Regions from separate parts of the Homo sapiens genome. Here regions 2 and 3 are each linked to region 1. Evidence: read pairs that join two places in POLR2A ChIA-PET (ENCODE). Cell type or tissue: MCF 10A. All regions are shown on one strand. Each heading gives the region's core, and the rest is flanking DNA. Links, peaks and the distances in the headings are about the cores only.

Region 1 (6,100 bases), core at 313-5,312:
AGGCTCCTTTCTTCCAGGGATGGAACAATTTTGGTATTTCACAGAAGTCTCAGGCAAGGATATTCGATTTGTCCCTCAAACTCTGTAGACAATGTCCCCTCTGTGGGTATGTGGCTCTCCTGTATTTATTATCATCTGCTATTTCTCTTTTCTTTTTTCTCCTTCTCGGAGACATTCCCTCTACTTTCAAAAGTGAAGGCACAAAATCACTTCTCAAGTTGGGCCACTTAAAGCTGCTCCCAGCTGGAGAGCAATAACAGTATTTCTACCAACTGTGCTTAGCCACTCAATCCATATGTGAACATTCTAAGTACAGTGCACTATGGCAAGTTATATTATGGCTCATTCAATTCAACCATAGTGTTTTGTGTGCTTACTGTGTGCCAGGCACAGTGCAATGAAAGTGGGATGCAAAGAGGAATGAGATGCTATACCTGCCCTTACAGAGGTCAATTACTCAAATACCTCAAGGTACTCTGGTGATAGTAAGTGGGAAATGATACAACTGTTCCTGTGATTATTTATCAGGAGACTTAGTGAAATCACCTGGTGATGGATATTGAGAGATGGCTTTCCTCTGCCAACAGATGTACAAGTGTATACCTATATACACTTGCTTGTGTGTCCCTTGGAGCCCCAATGTGTCTTCCTTTTAAAAGTACACCAGAATAAGAGACAAGCTCAGAGAAAGGTAAACGCATAAATCTGCTCATGGAACCAGAATTTCTTACACATTTTCCTGGACCACTCTGGGTTTTATAATTTAAGAAGTTCTTTACAATGTTCTAGGTACTTAGCATGGCACAAAAGGGCACATTCTTTGCTCCCAATGCACTGCATACTACAATGTAGAGAAAACGGGAAACCTCTCAAACAAAGAGCCAGGAAGAGGCAGGAGCTGTGCTGGAGGAGCAGAGAAGTGGGAGGCAAGGCAACTGAGAGCCGGTACATTGTGCACCGTCTGGGGACATGCAGGAGGGGGAAGCAAGCCTGCAATTTTTTTTTTTTTTTGACTTTGGAAAAGGAATCAGGAGCTATTTCTTGGTTTGTGAGCTTTGCTATGGTTTCAGTTTGCCCTCAGAAGGTTGACAGTGTGGGTGGATGGCATTGTTTGGTTGTAAAGTGGGGCAGCAGTTGGTGAGTGGTTAATTTAAGAGTCACGCTCTGACAGAACAACCCATGTGTCCTTTCCCATATGCGTGGGGGAAAAGAGCCAGCACTGCATTCACTGTTGGAATTGACTCTGTGTAGCTGGGATTAGCAGCTCTGTTTTGCAGAACACAAAGATTTAGAGAGTTAAAGTAAATGCACCAAGGTAAAGCTGGGGACAGAGGTGCAATTTTAATTTAGTTTAGGCTGTGCATCTTCCACTGAAGAATTGTTTTGCTTTTATTTATTATTATTCTTTAATGCTAAAGAGAAGAGATTCAATGGTGTTCAGCTGAGGGGAGAAAGAGAGCATATTTGTGGCCCCCCCTGCACGGTCTGTGACTGGGTCCAAATTTCCCTGGGTCAGCTCCTTCCTGGAGCCACTCCTTTCTGCTGTGGCAACAAGGTCAGCAGGGTGACCCTTGTCCACTCACACCTGGGGCACAAGACTCCATGTTGGAGAACCTTCAAGATGGCGGCGAGTCACCTTGGTGACTGATAGGATGTAGGGCCCTTCTTGGAGGCTCTCCTCAGGCTAGGATAGGCTGTGCAAAGAAAATCCTGATTGGTCTAAAATGACTGTTATTTTGGGAACTATGCAGAGAGGTATATGACAATTACTGACTCAGACATTTTCAAAGTGGTGGGATTCTCTCTTCATGGTTTTGTTTGTTTGTTTGTTTTTAGACATAGGGTCTGGTTCTATTGTCTAGGCTGGAAGTACAGTGGTGTGATCATAGCTCACTTCCCCTCGAACTTCGGAGCTCAAGCGATACTACTGCCTTAGCCTCCCAAGTAGCTAGGACTACAGGAGCACACCACCATGCCCTACTAATTAAAAAAAAAAGTGTAGAGGTGGGGTCTTGCTGTGCTCCACAGGCTGGTCTCAAACTCTTGGGCTCAAGCAATCCTCCTACCTTGGCCTCCCAAAGTTCTGGAATTACAGGCATGAGCCACTGCATGCAGCCAGGATCCTCTTTTCAAGTTAATGGATGTGCTTTTCCCCCAGAGTCCCCATTACTATGTGCCCCCTTCCCACTGCTGCCTAATTTGAGAAACAGCTGGGGCATCCAATACCACCACTGCACAGAAAGATGAGGCCAGAGCCAGAGGGAAATGATGTTTTTCCCCTTAACTTTCATGTTTTCAAAGAAGAGGCTCTTAGAATGATATACAAAATAAAGAGGGCAACAGTCTTGTGCATCGTGGGCAACACAGTAGATTTGAGAGAACACAAATAATATGGGAACCAGGGTTTCCTCTTCTTCTTTCCACTAGGGGGAAAAAACCCCACAAAAACCAAACAAGCAAACTTCCTGGACAGAGAAGTGGAAAAGGAGAGAACTTCGTAAGGTCTGTAGGGAAAGCATGAGGCCCTAGTGAACCCTACGTATAGGAGTGCCATCAAAACTCAAAATCACCAGCCTCCCCCTCGAGCCAACATCGTCAATCACCAGCATCCATGTAGGAGCTAAGAAGCATCTGATAGCCACCTGTGTAGTGGAACAATGTGATCACACTTCCCATTGGCTTCTGGTGAGGACCGCATTTTGATAACGGTCACAACTTCACAGCTCATTTTGATATCTGTTCAGCAGGAATGTCACATGTTTGGACTCTGAGCCTTTTTAGTCCTCATTTGACTTAACCCAAGTGTAGAGTCTCTGCTTCCATTTTCCCCAGATGGAGAGTGGAGTCTGGGTCTAGACACCTAGAGAGGGCCATGGGGAAGGAAATAAGAGTCTCTGTCTTAGATTTGGATGGGCTGAGAGGGACCAACTGCAAAGGACATTAGGCTTTTCTCTCATCCCCTGTATCATCTTCCTCACATGAAGAAATTTCCACGGGTGCTTTCTAAGGAGCCACATTCCTCCAGGCACAAGAGTAGACAGACATCACGTTGCTGAGACATTGGCTCACCTGTTCCTGTTGCCCTCAGAGGGCCAGCAGAAATCTGTTGCTAAAGCTGGCTTTTGGCACTAGTGCTTCAACATTTTATGTGCTTAAAATTCCATCTGTGCATGTTCAGACATGACCAGAGTGCTTGTCATTTCTAGTTCAGCTCAGCCCTCCCAGGGCTTGGGCTTGGAAGAAGAAAGGTTTCCTCCCTCTCCCTCGTATACCTACTCTGCTTAGCAAGTAACTCCATCTGCCCCAGACTTGCAGCCTGGGACTTGTTGACAAACTTGGGCAGTTTCATTATTCCCACCCAGTACTTACTTGGAATAAGCCAGGAGCTGCTGGAGGAGCCCTGCTGGCTGCTGGATGAAGATGGAAGCCCTTTAGGGAATGGTGAGCTGGACCGGGTTATTGGTCACACAACCCAGGAAAGGAGTCACCGCTGGAGACTCCCTGGGAAGCCAGGACAAAATATCAGCTTCACTCATGTGAGCTGAGATCCTAAAATTCAAAGCACTGGATAACAAATGGAGGGGATGTATAGTGGGCTGGAGATGCACCACCCACATCCCCATTCACAGAGGACCTGCTGCCCGTGCTACTGGAGGTGATGTCGGCGGACAGTTCTCAGCTCTTGGTTCCTTCTGGGTGGCCTCAGCTACAGACAGCTGCCTTGCCCAAGAGCACACTCTTCCCTGTGTAGGGCAGCAAAATATTCCACACCCAATTATGCCATTTTGGCATAAGGATTATATTGAGCTGAAGACAGTGGAGAGGAAGCAGATACAAGAAAAGCTCTCTTCCCTTCTCCTATTTGGCTAAAAGCAGAATATAAATTTGTAAAGGTGTTTTCCTCTCCCTTTTACCGGGAAAGACAGAAATTAACCACCGAGACAAAACCTGTGTCAGTCCAGAGACGGCACCATGAGGGCTATCCAGAATTCAAGGATGGGAGCAGAGCTTGTTCTGGGCTTTGATTTAGGGAGAGAGGAGGCAAGGAGAAGGCATTCCGGGCAGGAGCCTGGCACAGATGGGGCAAGTGGTTAGTGAGGTGCTGATGAGGTTAGCAAGGGATGAAAAGCAGGTAGGGTTAAACCAAAGCTGGGCGAGGGGCCTCTTCGCGACCCTTCCCCACCCTGTGGCTGCTTTCTGTAACCACTGGCACTGTGTGCTCCAAATACTCTCATTCCTGCTCCTTTTCTGGTACCTTCTCGGAGTCTCAGCTGCTGCCATTCCCCTGTGCTCGGGCCTTCACCTCCTGGCCTTTTTCTGTGTGCTCACTGCTGGGGGAGCCCAGACATCGTGGAGGAGTCCCAGCCCAGTCCCTCATCGGCAAGCCTGCCTTCCTCACATCCCAGAGGGCATTTCCAGCTGCACAGATGCACTCCAGCTTGCACCACCGGCACCCTGAGGTCAAACTCCTCCTTCCCTCGAAAAAGAACTTGGCAGACTCCCACAATCTCATTATTTTTTCAGGCTCTTGAGCTGGAAGCCTTGGGTCATCTTCGCCTGCCTGCCTTCCCTCCATTCCTTCCTTCCTTCCTTCCATTTCTTTTCCTTCCTTCCTTCCTTCCTTCCTTCCTTCCTTCCTTCCTTCCTTTCTTTCTTTCTTTCTTTCTTTCTTTCTTTCTTTCTTTCTTTCTTTCTTTCTTTCTTTCTTTCTTTCTTTCTTTTTCCTTTCTTTTTCTCTTTCTCCAGTGCCTCCTCCAAACCATCACAAAAATCATACAGCTTCTTTCTTAGATATTTTTTCTTTTTCTTTTGTACCTCATACACCAGCCCTAGGGTACCTGCCTCAAATTCAGCCTGTTCCCTCATTCTTGTGCCCCAAGAAATTCATCAGGGAGGACAATCTAGAAATCTATCTCTCTCTATATATATTTAAGTACCTTTCTTTTTTAAAAAATTTTTATTTCTTATTTTCTTTAACTTTTAAGTTCCAGTGTACATGTGCAGGATGTGCAGGTCTGTTACATAGGTAAACGTGTGCTATGGTGGTTGGCTGCACAGGTCAACCCATCACCTAGGTATTAAGCCCAGCAGCCAATAACCATTCTTCCTGATGTTCTCCCTCCCTGACCACAGGTCCTAATTTGTATTGTTCCCCACAATGTGTCCATGTGTTCTCATCATTTAGCTCCCACTTACAAGTGAGAACATGTGGTGTTTGGTTTTCTGTTCCTGTGTTAGTTTGCTGAGAATAACGACTTCCAGCTCTATGTCCCTGCAAAGGACATGATCTTGTTCCCTTTTATGGCTGCATAGTATTCCATGGTGTATATGTACCACATTTCCTTTATCCAGTCTATCATTGATGGACATTCACGTTGATTCCATGTCTTTGCTATTGTGAATAGTGTTGCAATGAACATATGCGTGCATGCATCTTTATAATAGAATGGAAATATATTTTTCAATAACCTTCTAGGTGATTAATTTGCCCTGCGCTGAAGTCAGGATAGATTAGATTATGCTCCTGTAACAAATTCATCCTGAAATCTCAGTGGCTTAACATAATCAAGATTTATCTGTTTCTTATGCAAATTCCAATATGAGTAGGGCTGCCTCCTTCTTGTAGCTACACCACCTGGAATGGTTGGTGCCCAAGATGTTAAGACTGGGAAGCAGGAGCTGAAGGGATGTTTCTAAGGATCAGGACTGGAATTGGCTAGAACTCAGTTACATGATCTGAACCAAGCTGCAAGGGAGGCTGGGAGGTGCCCAGGGACTTCTCAGGAGGAGGAAACAGTCTGCAGACATCTGCTGTCTCTAGGATATATCTGGGTTTCTCTCTCTTCATGAGTATGGCTGTTCTCTGGTGTCCTGCAATGGCCTCCCTCACTCACATCAACTTATTGAGTCCTTGGTTCTTAGAGTTAAAAGAGCCAGGCACAGCATTCTCTTCAAGCAACACAGGGCAGAGAAGCAAACACCTCACGCTTGTTTGTCAGAAAGGTCTCCCGGAATCTCTGCTTTAGCTGCTTAGTTTGTTCTGAAATCCTCGGGATTTTCCCCCCAAGTTCTCTGGAATTTCTGGCTGATGAAAACACAA
Region 2 (6,100 bases), core at 622-5,621, 370 kb before region 1:
CACTTTGGGTGAGACACTTAAATGTATAGAGCCTGCACTTCCTCACTTGTAAAGGGGAATTAAAAATGTGGGTATTGAGAAGATTGAAGCAGATAGGTTAGGTAGTGCTTAGAAGGCAGTTCCAAGCACACAGCTACTATTCTTCTTACAAATGTTTTGGAAGGTTAGAGTGCCCCTGAATCATTGAAACACTCTTATGAGAGCCATACCTTAACACATATTACTGAAGATGTTAGATAGAATTGTCGAAAAACACAGAAAAGTAATGAAGAATGTGACAAGCCCTTGAGACCTGGGGAAGGCCAGTCAACTGAAGTCTTAGGACAGAGCAGAGAGAGATGGATTAGGGATATAGGGCCATAAGCATGATCTGGAGCTATGCCAACCCACTATCTCTGGTGAGCTCTTTTCCATGGTTTGATGTAGGGTGAAGGAGCTCCTGGGCCCTTGGAGTTTCTCAGCCAAAACAGCTCCCATCATCATTGCTTTCTCCCCTGTTGTTTTTTGGTTGTTGAGCCCAAAAGTGTGTGATGCCTCGAAAGAGGTTAAAGGTGGGCATCACCTCTCCCTAAAATGCAAGCTTAACCGGCAGTGGCCCATCTGGAAGGCTTGTGTTTTTCTCCTTCTTCTCTTGCATATTCTCAGAAACATAATAAGCACATCAAAAAATGACTTTTCTTGATTTCTAGCCAGAAAAATCAGGACTTCCTTGACTTTTAGTGGACTGACCATTGTGTTGTCCTGGAAAGCCAGATGTGGAGCAGACAGGAATGAACATTTGCCTTCAAACTTCAGTGTCCTGGCCTGTTCGTAATTTGATGAAAAAGGCATTGATTTATTTAAAAAATGTAGAATATGTGAATGTTTAATTACCAGATAGAGCAAGTAACCCACCATCTCTCTGGCTTATAAACAATAATGGCCCACATCCCCTCCACCTTGTTCCTAGAGCACTAAGCCTGTCATTGAGGTGGCTTGGTTTGGAAATTTCCCTTTGAAATTTCTAATGAATAACTTGCTGGTGGCCGTTTTCAAGGATTCTCAGAGGACCTTAGCCTTTTATCCTTCCAGCAGTTTCATCTGTTATTTTTCAATAATTTTTTAGGTGAAAAACAAATAAAACAAGTGATCATTATGAAAAACATAGATAATACAGATAAGCAAGACAAATGGGGGGAAAATACCCAAAGACTCACCTAAAATCCCACTGTCCTTGTTGGCCTCCTGAAACCAGTGGTCAACTGGGAACACACTGCTGACTTACGTGCCAAGCACCACATTCGCCTTGTTGTGTATTATGGCATTTGATTATCAGAATAACCCTCATCCCCATTTTACAGATGAGTACAGTGAGGTTAGAGAGGTTACGGAGCTTGCCCAAGGGCACAGGGCTAGTCAGTGAGGAAGCCAGGATTTGGTCTCAGGAGGTGGAACTCCAACAAATGGGGATGCAGTGCTGCAGGGGTGTATGGGACCCTGGTACTGAGGGCTGACAGTCATTAGGAGAATTGCAGGAGGACCACAGGGGACAGTTTACGCTAAACCTGACCTTCTCCACAGTTCACAGGAGCAGCAACCAAGACATCACACCCTCCCAAGAGTCCCAGCCGAGAGGTCATTTCCCAGCATACAGTTCCCAACTCTCACCTCCTGCTTCCATTCAAAACTTCCTCAAAAGCACTTCCTGTTTTCTGTGACTCTCCATTGAGTTTTGGAGAAATCTTATCTTGTCCCTGGGGTTCTGACGCAGGTCACAGAGCAGGTGGAGGGTGGGATGGAGGGGAGAATACTCACAGTCTGACCTCAGTCTCATGCCTGCAGACCTGTGGTGTATATAACACAAGGGGGGTGATACTTTATTGTGCAAATATGATTTTTTTTCCTTTTTTGTGTTCCCTTTTCAAGGACATCACCCCTATACAGACAGGGATATTGTTTTCTCACAGATAATCAGAATTTTAACAATAGGAATGTAAAGAGAAAAAAGAATCAGTGTTCAGAATTAGACTTTCCCGATAGATTTCTGAGTTCACAATGATCCAAAAGCCAAGGCTGAAGAGAGAGGAAAAGATTTTCTCAATTCCTGGAGCCAGTCTGAAAACCTCTCTTATGAACCTAGAGGTCAGTGTCATCAAGGAATTAATTGTCCATAGCTTGGTGGAGTTGGAGAAAGAGGAGAGAAGAGTCACCTCCCAAACTTGGGGAGCAACAGGGGTTTTCTGCAAGAGGCTGAGGGCTGTAGCCTCCTTGCACTCATACCTGGGATGGCTGAGCTTAGAGCATGTGGGCTCTGGAATATTCCCACACTCAGGCTTGCATGGAGGGTGAGAAGGCAGGTCAGACAGGTTGGGATGACCAAAGGCAGCAAACGCAGACTGCTCAGAAGACCCCGAGACACTTGCACAACCATGGGAGGAGGGGTGGCTCCCTGGACAATGAAAGAGACTAGATTTAGGGGAGTGCGATCCAAGCCAAATTTATTTCAAGAAGATTAAAGGAATATGATAGTTCTGGAAAGCATACTGGAGTAATGAAGCCCAATAGCCGGGGTACTGCATGGGTGAAACAGAAAGGGGCTAATTAGTTCCCAGAAAATGGGAGGAAATGGTCAAGTGTTGATGAAGCCTGAAGTTTACAACCTCTCCTTAGGCCTATACTATAATTCCCATGGCCACATTCTCATGTTCAGTTTTATTCAGGCACTAACAAGGACAAAGGTTGACAAACATAGAAAAGGAATGCTAGAATCTCTTTAATGGTGTGGACATTCTCTTCATCAGCCTCATGAACTCAGATTTGGGATGATGCTTCCTGGCTGGTGCTGTTCTTCCCCACACCTTGTCTTCCTCCTAGCTGACTTCTCTGCATCACTTGCATGGCGGAGTGTTCAGGGAACTTGAGGGATCTACACACTCTATGTACAGACCTCATCCAGGCTGTGCCAAATAGTATTTTAGAATGGTCAAGGTTTAGTGCCCAGGATCACCCATCCAGAGGCTTTGCAAGGGTTGGACAGACATGGCCCTGAGAGAGCCCATGGCTTGATGAGCTGAGTGCAGGCTGAAGTTCAGGCCCCACAGGCCCTCCCTCTAGCAACTCTGAGCAATCTACATAGTCTGCATGAGCAGACAGATAATCTGCTGCTGCATACAGGACAAACAGAGCTCACCCCTGCTCACTAAGGCTCACCTCCTAGGATGCCTCCTAGGCAGGCAGAAGTTAAGGCTGGCTTGCCACACTCACATTCTAGGACCAGGGACCTGCACCTGCCCTTGCTACGCTGACCAGTCTCCCAGGCTGTCACCACTGCCCTTGGAAGAGCTCACACTGCTGATATTCCAATCTCCTTTCTTGCTCTTGCCAAGAGGTGGCAAGAGGGTCTCCTTATTCACCTGCCCACTGAAAACCAAAATTTTTTTTTTATTATAGTAAAATAGACGTAACATAAACTTGACCATTTTCACTATTTTTGAGAGCGGCATGAAGTTCATCGCATTGTTGTGCCACCATCACCGCCATCCATCTCCAGAACTTTCTCTTCATCCCAAACTGAAACTCCTAACCCATTCAACAGTAAATCCTCATATCCTTTTCTCCTAGCCCCTTAATTTAAAATGGATAAGGATAGTATTTTTGAAATAATAATGTTTATTTCCTGTTGACTTTCTTATTGACAATCTGCCCTTGATACAGGCAGAGGTATCCATTGTCTTGGGAATAGTTAAGATTGTGAAAGGGGAAATGGAATGAAAAAGAGCCAAATGTTTGGGGTTTAGCTTCTATTAATAAAACAAAATTTTTGAGACCCTGGCTTTCAGCAAAAAGCCAGTCTTTATAAACAGAGGCAAATGTCCTTCCAAATTCCAACAGGCTCCTGGGAAGCTGGGTGGGCACTCAGGATGGCCTCGCTCCAGGTCACCTTGCCTTGCGCCACTGTCTTTAGGAGTGAAAACAATCCATAAGCAGCATCATAGCTGTGCCAACAAATAGTGGGGCGGGTATCGTGGAGGAGGATTCAAGGCGTCTTTATAGCCTGGAAGACAGAACAAGGGATGAGAAATACAGGTGGTAAGTGTCAGCTCACGTAGGAATTAAAATCTGCTTTTCCAATCCTCCATCTCTGGGACCATTTGAGCGGAGACCGACTGACCCTCATATTTCATGGCGGGTGATGCTCTGGCTGAACTTCGAGACATCCCATTTCCTCCTGACTGTTGGATCCTATGCCCCTATGTTAAGAGCAACCAGAAATACTGTGCTTCCTAAAGTGTGGCCCTCCCGCAGGGACCTTGGGTAAGTTTCAGTGTTCAGGGGATGGAATAAACATTGTCATGAAATATGTCATGAGACGGGGCCTGAGGGCTTTTCCTGAACTTCTATGCATAGCAAAGAGCAAAGGCTCCTGAGCAAACAAAACACAGCAATAAACCTTTAGAGTCATGTTGCCCATGGTGAACTTTTCACAATTCCAGGGAAATGGAGAAAAATGAAGAGCACTGGGTAATTTTTTTCCCCTAAGATTAAGTTATTCCATTGAAAGGAATGTTAATTATTCTAGGACTGTAACCTTCCCACTTTCTCTCTCTCTTTTGTTTCCTTCCTTCCTTGCCTTCCTTGCTGCTTTTTTTTTTTTTTTTTTTTTTTTTTTTTGCTCTGTCTTGCTCTGTTGCCCAGGCTGGAGTGCAGTGGCACAATCTCGGCTCACTCCAGCCTCTGCCTCCCGGGTTCAAGTGATTCTCGTGCCTCAGCCTCCCCGGTAGCTGGGATTACAGGAGCGTGCCACCATGCCTGGCTAATATTTGTATTTTTAGTAGAGACAAGGTTTCGCCATGTTGGCCAGGCTGGTCTTGAACTCCTGGCCTCAAGTGATCTACCCGCCTCGACCTCCCAAAGTAATGGGATTACAGGCGTGAGCCACCGTGCCCCGCCCTTCCTTGCTGCTTTAATTTTTTTCATTTGGAATTTTTTTCTCTATTTATTAATTTCTTTCTTTCCTTCTCTTTCTTTTGGGGCACTATGATTGGTGACAGCATTGGATAGTTATTGTAGTTTCTGTGTTCTTTGCAAAACAAAGTGTCAGAGTGTCAGTCCTCCATGTTCTTTATAAAAGTTTGCTATTTCATAACATTCCCAAAGTGTGGGAACCACTGGCAATAGCAAGGCGTCTCAAGGTTTAAGAGTCAGTTAAAAAAAAAAAAAAAAAAAAAAAAAGGCGGCCAGGCACGGTGGCTCATGCCTGTAATCCCAGCACTTTGGGAGGCCAAAGTGGGCGGATCATGAGGTCAAGAGATCGAGACCATCCTGGCCAACATGGTAAAACCCCGTCTCTACTAAAAATACAAAAATTAGCCAGGTGTGGTGGTGCGTGCCTGTAGTCCCTGCTACTCAGGAGCCTGAGGCAGGAGAATCACTTGAACCTGGGAGGCAGAGGTTGCAGTAAGCCGAGATCGCACCACTGCACACCAGCCTGGCGACAGAGTGACAGAGCAAGACTCCATTTCACAAAAAAAAAAAAAAAAAAGCTACTCTTTATTGAAAATAGCTTTAAGGGGCAGAGAGAAGTTATAAGATTCCTTTTTATTTCTCATTTTCAAATAAAAAATGAAAATAGTAATTCCAAAATGACAAGAGAGAATCTATTCAAGCGTTTAGTGTACTTTTGCCTGGCTTATGGAGGGATAAGATAAAAATGTCACTGGGTGAAAACAATGAGATAAATTCACAGCTGGGAACATTGCACAATATCACCAGTGTTGCATGTTTGCTCAGTAGCTGGCTGTTCTCCATGTCAGCAGGATGTATGTGGCTTGTTTTGACTCCAGGTCCTCCAGGAGTATGTGTCCAACCACCAAGGTGGGCAGCAGAGTTTGGAGGCCAAATCCTTTGGTACCTGGAGCGGGATAGCAATGGAACCACACAGAGAATGGCCCAGAGCACTGGGAAGGGTGCCTTCTCAGCAAAAGGCACCTGCACAGAAATTCAGCCCATAAAGCCAGGCAGAGAAGGACATGAATGACAATTGGATAATGAGTGTTGGCATTAAAAAGCATTTAAAATAAGTCACTAGACAATTAAACTTGCAATGTCAGAAAATCTTACA
Region 3 (6,100 bases), core at 674-5,673, 410 kb after region 1:
AATTTTCTTTTCAGTTTATTTTTTGTTTATTGGTCTATTGTGAAATTCTATTCTTTTTGTTTCTTTTTTTTTCTTCTTCTTTTTGAGGCATGGTCTTGCTGTGCCCTGCAGGCTGGAATGCAGTGACTCAATCACAGCTTACTGCAGCTTCCATCTCCCAGGCTCAAGAGATCCTCCTGCCTCAGTCTCCTGAGTAGCTAGAACCTCAGGCACGTGCTGCCATGCCTGGCCAATTTTTTTTATTTTTAGTTGAGATGAAGTCTCACTATGTTGGCCAGGTTGGTCTCAAACTTCAAGCTATCCTCCCACCTCGGCCTCCCAAAATGCTAGCATTACAGGTGTGAGCCACTGCACCTAGCCCTATTCTTGAGCTATTGTTGGTGATCTATATTTTCATATAGATAAAATAAAATCACTTTATCTAGGTTTCCAATATATTAATGTTACATTGTGGAAGATATTCTCTTTCAGTTTTTAACATTTTCTGATCCTGTGTTTATATCTTCCTTCTTTTTTAAGCTTCTATGTGCCTTCTTTCTTTGGAAGTTTTGCTTGTATTATTGGTCTTTTCTTTTCTTTTTTTTGAGACAGAGTCTCGCTGTGAGGCCCGGGCTGGAGTGCAGTGGCACAATCTCAGCTCACTGCAACCTCCGCCTCCTGGGTTCAAGCGATTCTCTTGCCCCAGACTCCTGAGTAGCTGGGATTACAGGTGCTCACCATCATTACCAACTAATTTTTTTGTAATTTTAGTAGAGACGGGGTTTCACCATATTGGCCGGGCTGGTCTTGAACTGACTGCAAATGATCTGCCCGCTTTGGCCTCCCAAAGGACTGGGATTACAGGCATGAGCCACCGTGTCCAGCCTATTGGTCCTTTCAAATAGCAAGTTTTTAGTTTCATCTATCAAATGTATTCTATGATTGGTTGTTTCTTATCTTAATAATTTCTGCTGTACCATTCTTGATTGCATTTTTCTACTTTATGTTTCTGTTATTTTCCTGGGTTCCTCAGCTAAATGTTTAGCTTATTTATTTTCATTTTTTCATGTGCTCTAACAAGTTCATTTCTAAATGTTACTTTTCCTTTGTGCAACTTTTGGGTTACAGGTTTTGATGTGCTATTTCCTTATTATAATTTATTTGCAAAGAGTACGTACTTCCTATTTTGATTGTCTCTTTAGCCTCAGAATTATCTATGTTATAATTTTGTAGGTATTATTTTCTCGTTTTACAGCATTTTTGATTAACGAACACAGCCTAATAACTTCTGCTGTATGCAACTTCATGCTATTTAATGTATGGCTGTTAATATGATAAAATGTTAAATTTATATTAGGTGCATTAAAAAGAAATGTGTAATCTCTGATTTTGTCTGAGTTCTTCTTTACAACAGTGTATCAATTTACTTATCTTAATTCTCTGTATGTCTTTTTCTGTTATTTTCTTTAGGAGATATGTTAATATTTCCTGTCACACTATGGATCCATCAGTTTTTCCTCTTATTTCTGTCAGATTTTATGTATATATTTTGAAGGTATAGTGTTAAATGCATTTAGGTACACGACTTTTATCTTTATGGAGGAATATATTTTTTAACAATATGAACCTTAATTTTGCCCTTTTAATAATGTTTACCTTTAATTTTATTTTGTGTAAGAATGTCACATCAGGGCTGGGCGTGGTGGCTCACGCCAGTAATCCCAGCACTTTGGGAGGCCAAGGTGGGCGGATCACCTGAGTTGGAGACCAGCCTGGTCAACATGATGAAACCCCATCTCTACTAAAAATACAAAAATTAGCCTGGCATGGTGGTGTGTGCCTGTAATCCCAGCTACTAGGGAGGTTGAGGCAGAAGAATTGCTTGAACCCAGGAGGCGGAGGTTGCAGTGAGCCAAGATCATGCCACTGCACTCCAGCCTGGGCGACAGAGCAAGACTCCTTCTCAAAAACAAAAACAAAAACAAAAACAAACAAAAAAAATTGTACCTACTTTTATTTTGTTAACTGTTTTTTGAAGAAACTTCATTTTGCTTTTTCTTTGTAGAGAGTAACACGCACACATTAAAAATTTTAAAGATGCAGTTAATGAAAAATAAGACACTAAAAGCCACCCATAATGATAACACCTATAGATAATCTAAGTACATTTACATGTAACCTTTTGAGCTTTTCTATATATTTAAATTAAAATTAAAAAGTACATTCTACTTTATAAGTTGTGTCATCATACTCACAATCCCTCTAATACCACTTTAGGGAGTGGTAGCTTTTTAAATATCTTCCTCTTTATATTAGTCCATTTTCATGCTGCTGATAAAGACATACCCAAGACTGGGCAATTTAAAAAAGAAAGGTTTAATTGACTTACAGTTCCATGTGGCTGGGGAAGCCTCACAATCATGGCAGAAGGTAAAAGGCATGTCTCACATAGCAGCAGACAAGAGAAGAGAGAGCTTGTGCAGGGAAACTCCCATTTTTAAAACCATCAGATCTTGTGAGACTTATTCACTATCATGAGAACAATACGGGAAACACCCGTCCCCATGATTCAATCATCGCCCGCTGGGTGCCTCCCACAACATGTGAGAATTATGGGAGTACACGATGAGATTTGGGTGGGTACACAGAGCCAAACCATAATCGCTTGTCAATCCATTTATCTTCTTGTAATTTAGGTCTTGTAATGAGCACATAGTTGGGTAGTATGAATTTTGTTTGATTGATTGGTACCATTTTTTTAAATCCAATGGAGCTTTTTATTTCTTCATAGCAATTCAAAAACTATTTATATTTATTGGTTACTGGTTTGTTTTGATACATTCTCACCATTTTACTTTATGTTTTAAATTTGCCATGCTTTCATGGTTTTTTTTTCTCAAAAATCTCCCATTGATAGCCTTTGTTGGACAGACTATGTATGCTTGTTGCTGTTTTATTAATTTTTAAATTTAATTTTTGTGGGTACATAGTAGGTGTATATATTTATAGGGCACATGAGTTTTTTTTTTTTTTGAGACAGCAGAGTCTCGCTGTAGGCATGCAATACATAATAATCACATCATGGAAAAGTTATCCCTTGTGTTACAAACAATCCAATTATACTCTTTTAGTTATTTTTAAATGTACAGTGAAATTATTATTGGCTATAGTCATCCTGTTGTGCTATCAAATACTCGATCTTAATCATTTTTTTCTAACTTTTTTTATACGTATTAACCATCCCCTTCTCCCCTGGTCCCCTCCCACTACCCTTCTCTGTTTCTTATAACCATCCTTCTACCCTATATCTTCAAGAGTTCAATTATTTTGATTTTTAGATCCCACAAATAAATGAGAACATATAATATTTGCCTTTCTGTGCCTGGATTATTTCGCTTACCATAATGACCTCCAGTTCCATCCATGTTATTGTAAATTACTGGATATCATTCTTTTTTATGGCTGAATAGTACTCCATTGTGTATATGCACCACATTCTCTTTACCCATTCATCTGATGATGACACTTAGGTTGCTTCCAAATCTTAACTATTGTGAATAGTGCTACAACAAACGTGGGAGTGCAGATATCTCTTCAATATACTGATTTCCTTTATTTTGGGTATATATCATTCAGTAGGATTTCTAGATCAAATGGTAGCTCTATTTTTAGTTTTTTGAGGAACCTCTGAACTGTTCTCCATAGTGGTTGTACTAATTTACATACCCTCCAACAGTGTGTGAGGGTTCCATTTTCTCCACATCCTCACCAGCATTTGTTATGGCCTGTCTTTTGCATATAAGCCAGTTTAACTGGGGTGGGATGATATCTCATTATAGTTTGATTTGCATTTCTTTGATGATCAATCATGTTGAGTATCTTTTCATATGCCTGTTTGCCATTTGTATATCTTCTTTTGAGAAAGGTCTATTTAAATCTTTTGCCCATTTTTTTGATTATTAGGTTTTTTCCTACAGAGTTGTTTGAGTTCCTTAAAACTTCTGGTTATTAATCCCTTGACAGATGAGTAGTTTGCGAATATTTTCTCCCTGTCTGTGTGTTGTCTCTTCACTTTCTTGATTGTTTCCTTTGCTGTGCAGAAGCTTTTTTATATTTTTTATTTATTTTTTATTGTTTGAGATGGAATCTCTCTTTCTCTTGCCCAGGATGGAGTGCCGTGGTGCAATCACGACTCACTGCAACCTCTGCCTCCGGGGCTCAAGTGATGCTCCCACCTCAGCCTCCTGAGTAACTGGGATGATGGCGTGTGCCACCATGCCTGGCTAATTTTTGTATTTTTAGTAGAGACAGGGTTTCACCATGTTGGCCAGCCTGGTCTCAAACTTCTGACCTCAGGTGATCTGCCTGCCTTGGCCTTCCAAAGTTCTGGGATTACAGGTGTGAGCCACCGCACCCAACCAGAAACTTTTTTAACTTGATATGATTCCAGTTGTTCATGTTTGCTTTGGTTGCTTGTGCCTGTGGGATATTACTTAAGACATTTTTGCCCAGACCAATGTCCTGGAGAGTTTCCCCAATGATTTCTTGCAATAGTTTCATAGTTTGAGATCTTAGATTTAAGTCTTAAATCCATTTATTTGATTTTTGTATATGGTAAGAGATAGGGGTCTAGTTTTCTTTTTTTAATTAATTGGTTTTTTTTTTGGAGTCAGAGTCTCACTCTGTCACTGAGGCTACAGTGCAAGTGGTGTGATCTCGGCTCACTTCAACCTCTGCCTCCTGGGTTCAAGTGATTCTCGAGCCTCAGCCTCCTGAGTAGCTGGGATTACAGGTACCTACTACCATGCCTTGCTAATTTTTGTATTTTTTTGTAGAGACAGAGTTTCACCATATTGGCCAGGCTGGTCTCAAACTCCTGACCTCAAATGATCCACCGGCATCAGCCTCCCAACGTGCTAGGATTACAGGTGTGAGCCACTGTGCCCAACCTCATTTCATTCTTCTGCATATGCATATCCAGTTTTCCCAGCAAAATTTATTTAAGAGACTGTCTTTTCTCCAATGTATGTTCTTGGCACCTCTGTTGAAAATGAGGTGTGTGGATTTGTTTCTGGGTTCTTTATTTTGTTCCATTGGTCTATGTGTCTGTTTTTATACCAGTGCCATGTGATTTTGGTTATTATAGCTCTATAGCATAATTTGAAATCAGGTAATGTGATTCCTCCAGGTTTGTTCCTTCTGCTTAGGATAGTTTTCGCTATTCTGGGTCTTTTGTGGCTCCATATAAATTTCAGGATTTTTTTTTTTTTCTGTGAAGAATGCCATTGGTATTTTGAAAGGGATTTCATTGAATCTGTAGATTGCTTTGGATAGTAAGGACATTTTAATATTGATTCTTCCAATCCGTGAAGAAGGAATATCTTTCCACTTTTTTGTGTCCTCTTCAATTTCTTTCATCAGTGTTTTATAGTTTTCTTTATAGAGATCTTCGTTCACTTCTGTGGTTAATTCCTAGGCATTTAATTTTATTTGTGCTATTGAGATTAGTTTTTAAACTTCTTTTTCAGATTGTTCACTGTTGGCATATAGAAATGCTACTGAGTTTTGTATGTTGATTTTGTATCCTGCAACTTCATTGAATTTGTTTATAAGCTTTAGCGGTTTTTTGTTTTGTTTTGTTTTTTGTTTTTTTTTGAGACGGAGTCTCGCTCTGTCGCCCAGGCTGGAGTGCAGTGGCGGGATCTCGGCTCACAGCTCTAGCAGTTTTATGGTGGAGTCTTCAGGTTCTGCTGAATATATAATAAGATCATATCATCTGCAAACAAAGATAATTTGACTCCTTCATTTCTAATTTGGATTTCCTTTATTTCTTTCTCTTATCTGATTGCTTTAGCTGGGACTTCCAGTACTATGTTGAATAGCAATGGTGAAAGTGGTCATCCTTGTCGTATTCCAGATCTTGGAGGAAAGGCTTTCAGTTTTTCCCCCTTCAGCATGTTAATAGCTGTGGATCTGTAATATATGGCTTTTATTATGTTGAGGATGTTTGTGGCTGTTTTCTCACACCTTCCCCCTTTCCCCAATTATTTGAAGTTATAAATTATACTTCTACTTTGTCTAGTGTTTTATCTTAAAACTTAGCCCATATATTTAACTATTA

Evidence for each region. Peaks named below come from ENCODE experiments on the same cell type or tissue, not always from the same donor. Only the 100,000 strongest peaks of a DNase experiment are listed, where the experiment ranks them.
Region 2: POLR2A ChIA-PET joins it to region 1 with 5 read pairs; 2 of 35 experiments call an interaction of 5 or more read pairs at or near these places.
Region 3: POLR2A ChIA-PET joins it to region 1 with 5 read pairs; 3 of 35 experiments call an interaction of 5 or more read pairs at or near these places.

The regions. Positions count from the first base shown.
Region 1 is chr9:87,341,293-87,347,392 of GRCh38, reverse strand. No RefSeq gene overlaps it. Among named protein-coding and RNA genes, the nearest start is that of DAPK1, 150 kb to the left of the region's middle. In MCF 10A, for the core only: no CTCF peak of the experiment used is centred there; a DNase peak (open chromatin) is centred at 3,162.
Region 2 is chr9:87,714,643-87,720,742 of GRCh38, reverse strand. No RefSeq gene overlaps it. Among named protein-coding and RNA genes, the nearest start is that of CTSL, 8.4 kb to the left of the region's middle. In MCF 10A, for the core only: no CTCF peak of the experiment used is centred there; no DNase peak of the experiment used is centred there.
Region 3 is chr9:86,927,645-86,933,744 of GRCh38, reverse strand. No RefSeq gene overlaps it. Among named protein-coding and RNA genes, the nearest start is that of GAS1, 17 kb to the left of the region's middle. In MCF 10A, for the core only: no CTCF peak of the experiment used is centred there; no DNase peak of the experiment used is centred there.